Linked DNA regions of Homo sapiens: region 2 is linked to region 1. The links are chromatin contacts, found by Hi-C or POLR2A ChIA-PET in ENCODE. All regions are on one chromosome and are shown on one strand. Each heading gives the region's core, a stretch centred on a gene start or an enhancer-like site at or near the end of the contact. The rest is flanking DNA. Distances are from core to core; before and after follow the strand shown.

What was found. A loop is a pair of places that touch in the nucleus more often than their neighbours do. ChIA-PET counts read pairs that join two places held with the same protein, here RNA polymerase II (POLR2A). Pooled maps may share reads with other maps.
Region 2: a loop to region 1 is called in a pooled map, with 3 times the contacts of the local background. The contact joins two enhancer-like sites. A Hi-C loop is called at or near these places in 1 of 50 pooled maps. POLR2A ChIA-PET finds 5 or more read pairs at or near these places in 2 of 52 experiments (IMR-90 and activated naive CD4-positive, alpha-beta T cell).

What each region holds. Positions count from the first base shown.
Region 1 is chrX:40,792,875-40,796,234 of GRCh38, forward strand. No RefSeq gene overlaps it. Among named protein-coding and RNA genes, the nearest start is that of MED14OS, 59 kb to the left of the region's middle. Within about 2 kb of position 1,342, at least 7 of the 41 ENCODE cell types and tissues checked have a DNase peak (open chromatin) inside an H3K27ac peak, as active enhancers do.
Region 2 is chrX:41,440,671-41,443,734 of GRCh38, forward strand. No RefSeq gene overlaps it. Among named protein-coding and RNA genes, the nearest start is that of NYX, 5.1 kb to the right of the region's middle. RefSeq lists enhancers at 1,360-1,409, 2,350-2,419 and a silencer at 1,520-2,029. Within about 2 kb of position 1,366, at least 23 of the 41 ENCODE cell types and tissues checked have a DNase peak (open chromatin) inside an H3K27ac peak, as active enhancers do.

The sequences.
Region 1 (3,360 bases), core at 92-2,591:
ATAATATCATTTGTCTTTTCTACCTTTCCCGGGGATTGTGGTCTCCAGGCATAATGAAGATAGTACTGTAGAACCAAGTGCCTTTGAGACCCCCTGGGTGACGGCCACCTTGAACGAGGGGCCATTATTGCTCTGGAGATACTTAGGAAGTCCAAAGCAGGGAATTATCTCATTGATTAGTACTTTTATCACCTCAGAGGCTTTCTCTGTCTGACATGGAAATGCTTCTACCCAGTTAGTGAACGTATCTATTTATAGTAGGAGGTACTGGATGCCCCTTGTCTTTGGCATATGGGTGAAATCCATTTGCCAGTCTTCCCCAAGGTAGCCGCTTGTCTTTTGAGTTCCTGGCCAAAGACGCTGTCGATTAAGGAGACTGTTTTTAAGGCAGATCTTGCCACCATTAACAACTTGTTTAACTCTTTGTATTAGATTTTTACCTGAGAACAATCTCTGGGCCAGTTGATAGGTTTTATCCTTACCTAGGTGGAAGGCCTAGTGAAGGCTTTTAAGTACTTTCCATTGGTTGGCAGCTGGTAGATGAAGCTTATTGTCCTCCGATTGTAGCCATCCTGAGGACTGCAGGATGTATCCCCAAGAGGTGGCCCATTCTATTTCTGCAAGAGAGTATTGAGGTTTTATTTCTCTGATGCGGCCCTCCCAGATCAGTAGGGCTTCAAGTGGATCAGAGACCTGGGCCCCCTTGCTGCTGATTTAGCTGCTTTGTCCTCCAGCCTATTTCCCTCGGCTATCTCATCCATCACTCTTTGATGGCCTTTACAATGTATTATTGCCAGCTCCCATGGGAGGAAAACCAAGGAAAATAGTCTTATTAATTTCCTGATGGTATTCAATGGGAGACTAATTAGCTGTGAGGAAGTTCTTCTCTTTCCAGATAGTAGCATGGGCATGGAGGACTAGGAAAGCATACTTAGAATCAGTATAAATGGGCCAGGCGCGGTGATTCACGCCTGTAATCCCAGCACTTTGGGAGGCCGAGGCAGGCGGATCACCTGAGGTCAGGAGTTCAAGACCAGCCTGACCAACATGGAGAAACCCTGTCTCTACTGAAAATACAAAATTAGCCGGGCATGGTGGCGCATGCCTGTAATCCCAGGTACCCGGGAGGCTGAGGCAGGAGAATCGCTTGAACCTGGGAGGCAGAGGTTGCAGTGAGCTGAGATTGCGCCATTGCACTCCAGCCTGGAAGTGCAATGAAGAGGAAACTCCGTCAGAAAGAGAGAGAGAGAGAGAGAGAGAGAGAGAGAGAGAGAGAGAGAGAGAGAGAGAGAGAGAAAGAATCAGTATAAATGCTGTTTTTCCTTTGCTTAACTTGAGCGCCCTCTTGAGGGCAATTAGTTTGGTTAGTTGAACACTTGTGCCCTAGGAGAGGTGCACTTTCAACTATATCGTTCATATAGCTGTTGCATACCCTGCTTTATGGGTTCTTTGTTCTACAAAAGAACTCCCGTCCGTAAAGAGAATCCAGTCTGGGTAAAACAGACTCGGGGCTGTTGCAGGGGGCACAGTGGGAGTGAGATCAGCTCTTTGGTTTGTGTGGGAGCTGGGTGGGGCCTGTGACTGCCGGCTTTCCCCCACTTCCCTGACAACTTGCATGACTCAGCAGAGGCAGCCATAATCCTCCTAGGAACACAACTTCAGTGACCTGGGAATCTCACCCCCATCCCCCATGGCAGCCGCAGCAAGACCCGCCAAGGAGAGCACGCCTAGCCCTGCTCCCACCTGATGGTCCTTCACTACCCACCCTGGTAGCAGAAGGCAAAGGACATATAATCTTGGGAGTTCTACAGCCGTGCCTACTGCCAGTCCCTCTCCACACTATTATAGTTGATGCTTTCTGGAAAGCACCACCTCCTGGCAGGAAGCCAACCAGCACAAAAATAGAGCATTAAACCAACAAAGCTAAGGACCCCCATGGAGTCCATTGCACCCTCCACCACCTCCACCAGAACAGGTGCTGGTATCCATGGCTGAAAGACTCACAGATGGTTCACATCACAGGACTCTGTGCAGACAACCCCCAGTACCAGCCTGGAGCCGGATTGACTCACTGGGTGGCTAGACCCAGAAGAGAGACAACAATCACTGGAGTTCAGCTCACAGGAAGCCACATCCCCAGAAAAGGGGGAGAATACTATATCAAGGGAACACCCCATGGGACAAAAAAATCTGAACAACAGCCTTCAGCCCTAGACCTTCCCTCTGACAGAGGCTACACAAATGAGAAGGAACCAGAAAACCAGCCCTGGTAATATAAGAAAACAAGGCTTGTCAACACCTCCCAAAAATTACACTGGTTCACCAGCAATGGCTCCAAACCAAGAAGAAATCCCCTATTTACCTGGAAAAGAATTCAGGAGGCTAGTTATTAAGCTAATCAGGGAGGGACCAGAGAAAGGCGAAGCCCAATGCAAGGAAATCCAAAGAAATGATGCAAGAAGTGAAGGGAGAAATATTCAAGGAAATAGATAGCCTAAAGAAAAAACAATCAAAAATTCAGAAAACTTTGGACACACTTTTAGAAATGCGAAATGCTCTGGAAAGTCTCAGCAATAGAATTGAACAAGTAGAGGAAAGAAACTCAGAGCTCGAAGACAAGGTCTTTGAATTAACCCAATCCAACAAAGACAAAGAAAAAAGATTAAGAAAATATGAACAAAGCCTCCAAGAAGTCTGAGATTATGTTAAACACCCAAACCTAAGAATAATCAGTGTTTCTGAGGAAGAAAACAATTCAAAATGCTTGGAAAATATATTTGGGGGAATAATCAAGGAAAACTTCCCCAGCCATGCTAGAGACCTAGACATGCAAATACAAGAAGCGCAAGGAACACCTGGGAAATTCATCACAAAAAGATCATCGCCTAGGCGCACTGTCATCAGGTTATCCAAAGTTAAGACAAAGGAAAGAATCTTAAGAGCTGTGAGACAGAAGCACCAGGTAACCTGTAAAGGAAAACCTATCAGATTAACAGCAGATTTCTCAGCAGAAACCCTACAAGCTAGAAGGGATTGGGGCCCTATCTTCAGCCTCCTCAAACAAAACAATTATCAGCCAAGAATTTTGCATCTGGCAAAACTAGGCATCATATATGAAGGAAAGATACAGTCGTTTCAGACAAACAAATGCTGAGAGAATTCGCCATTACCAAGCCACCACTACAAGAACTGCTAAAAGGAGCTCTAAATCTTGAAACAAATCCCGAAAACACATCAAAACAGAACCTCTTTAAAGCATAAATCACACAGGACCTGTAAACCAAAAATACAAGTTAAAAAGCAAAACAAACAAACAAAGTATGCAGGCAACAAAGAGCATGATGAATGCAACGGTACCTC
Region 2 (3,064 bases), core at 116-2,615, 650 kb after region 1:
TCTATATATATTCTTATATATATTCTATATATTCTTATATATTTTCTATATATATTCTTATATATTTTCTATATATATTCTATGTATATTCTATATATATTCTATATATGGATTACATATAATCTCTATATATTCTATATATATGGATTATATATAATCTCTATATATTCTATATATATGGATTATATATAATCTCTATATATTCTATATATATTCTATATATATATTCTATATATATATTCTATATATATTCTATATATATATTCTATATATATTCTATATATATTCTATGTATAATCTATATGGATTATATATATTCTATGTATATTCTATATATATTCTATATATACAGGTGAGGTGGCTCACACCTGTAATCCCAGCACTTTGAGAGGCCAAGGTGGATGGATCATCTGAGGTCAGGAGTTCGAGACCAGCCTGACCAATATGGTGAAACCCCATTTCTACTAAAAGTACAAAATTAGCCAGGCATGGTGGTGCATGCCTTTAATCCCAGCTACTTGGGAGGCTGAGGCAGGAGAATCACTTGAACCCAGGAGATGGAAGTTGCAGTGAGCCAAGATCATGCCATGGCACTCTAGCTTGGGCAACAAAAGTGAAACTCCATCTCAAAACAAACAAGCAAACAAATATTCTCTGCTGGGTACAGTGGCTCACGCCTATAATCCCAACACTTTGGGAGGCCAAGGGAGAAGGATAGTTTGAGTTCAGGAGTTCAAGACCAGCCTGAGCAGCATAGTGAGACACTGTCTCAACAAAAAAAAATTTTTAAATTTAGGCAGACATGGTGGTGCATGCCTGTAGTCCCAGCTACTCAGGAGGTTGAGGCAGGAGAATCTCTTGAACCTGGGAGGTGGAGGCTGCAGTGAGCTGAGATTGCAACACTGCACTCCAGCCGGGGCGACAGAGTGAGACTCTGTCTCAAAAAAACAAAAAACAAAAAAACAAAAAACCACAAAACACACACACATACACAAACAATAACTGGCCAGGCACGGTGACTCACGCCCTTAATCCCAGCACTTTGGGAGGCCGAGGCAGGTGGATCACCAGGTCAGGAGTTCAAAAGCAGCCTGGCCAAGATGGTGAAACCCCATCTCTACCAAAAATACCACGCCCGGCCCTTGGTGTAACTTTTATTGAAAAAAAAATCCAAGTGTAAGTGGTTACGCGAAGTGTAAACCCATATTGTTCAAGGGTCAACTGTATCGGGAAATGGAGAGACCTACTTTGTTTTTTGTTTGACATCTGCTGCAATGGGAGAGAAACCTACTTTGGATGCAATGTAAAGAACGATGATTTCAGAAGAGGCCCCAGGAAGGTGTATTTGTGGGCAGTGGGCAGAGCCTGTTGGTGAGCTAACCCTTCATTTACAGGTGACAAACAGGCCATGCGCACTACGCGGCCTGGTCAGGAGGACACGGCACTGGGAGATCTTCCCCAGGGTGTGACCTTTGGCAGGTTAGGTCCCCACCCTGGCATCCCTTCCAGCCCGGGCATTCTGCGACTCCAGGTGCGTGAGGAACGTTTCTGGCACCAGGCACGCCCTGGGACTTTCCCCAGCCCTGGCCCCCGCCCCCACCGAGTAGGTGCGGGTGCCGCGGCGGGGAGCAGACAGAGGTCCCGGGGCCGCCCCACCCCGACTCCCGAACCTCGGTGCCCTCTGGCGGCCACGCTGGGCAGGACCGGGCTCATCGGGGGCGTGGCTCGCCCCGGAGGCTCCGCCCCTTCTCCCCAGGGTGGGGCCGGGGTGGTGGTTACCGGCAGAGGCTGCAGAGGTTTCGCAAGGACGTGACCTTTATGGGAAAAAAAAACCACTGTGTCACGCACGGTTGCCAGCCGGGGCCAGCGAGCTGAACTAGTTTTCTGAAGCCCGCGGAGGGAGGAGCCAGAGCGGAAACGTCCAGCCCAGTGACTCGCTGCCTACTGCCCCTCCAGGACCGCGGCGGCGCGCCCTGAGCCCCGGGGCACCAGATGGGGCGCGAGCCCGCACCTAACTGTGTCCGGGCCTGCCGTTGGGGCGACGTCACTGTCACTACACTGGGAGTCAGCGGAATGAGGGCACTCTCGCCTCTCTTCCTCCTTCCTCCAATTCCAGAAATGAGGCCCGGGAGCCCAGGCTGATCCAATCCAACCCCACTGAGCTGGGGTTTGGATTGGAAGGGCGGATGTGAAACGACAGAAGTAGGATAGTTTGCGAATAAAGAACAAGGGAGTTGGGTGCTTTAGCCACAGAATAGGTTCAGCCAAGGTCATTTAGAGGTGCCCAGCAAGAGGGGAGTGGCTACCCCTCCCCCATCCTGATCTGAGGCATGCAGTGGGGACGTCGGGGGTGGCCACAGGGGCTGTGTGTGTCCTTATTAGGACCCGAGAAAAACCCAGGGACTGGGAGGCAGGAGGACAGGGTACCCACTGGGTCCCAGCTCCACCTTCATATGTCACTCTGGGGAGCAGGTCACTTAATCTCTCTGGGCCTCAGTTTCCTCACTTGAAGAATGAGGGGTCTGGACAAGATTATGGAATATGTTTCGAGTACAATCAGGCCTAGGAACTGAAAGTCCCTGTCCTGACACCATCCAGTAAGTCAGAGAAAAAGGAAGGGTAAGAGGCCAAGGCTGTCACTCACCCGGTTCTCTTTCTATAGCTCCCTTACAAATTCTCACATGGGCTTCAATTCCCTTCAGCAAACAATTGTGCACTTCCGCCTGTGTGCCAAACCCAGGCTTGGGCCCAGCTTTGTGGGGCCTGGGGCAAGAGTACGCACGGAGGACCACACACTGTATGTCTGAATATTTAAAAGCTACACATCAAGCTAAAAAACTGTTAAATAAAACATGTTCTATCCTCCTATCTGAGCAGATATACCTTCATAACAATCTGGAAGGTTAAATTCAAGTTTGCAATTCTTGCATTCCTCAGCATTCTGGGCTAGGGTGTGATGGCACAGAGAGTGGCCCCAGCTCAAGGCCATGGCGTAGCTTCCCTCTATTCCCAGGCCGGATCCATCCCATGCTATAGCGGATCTTTCCCACGCACGTCCTCATAT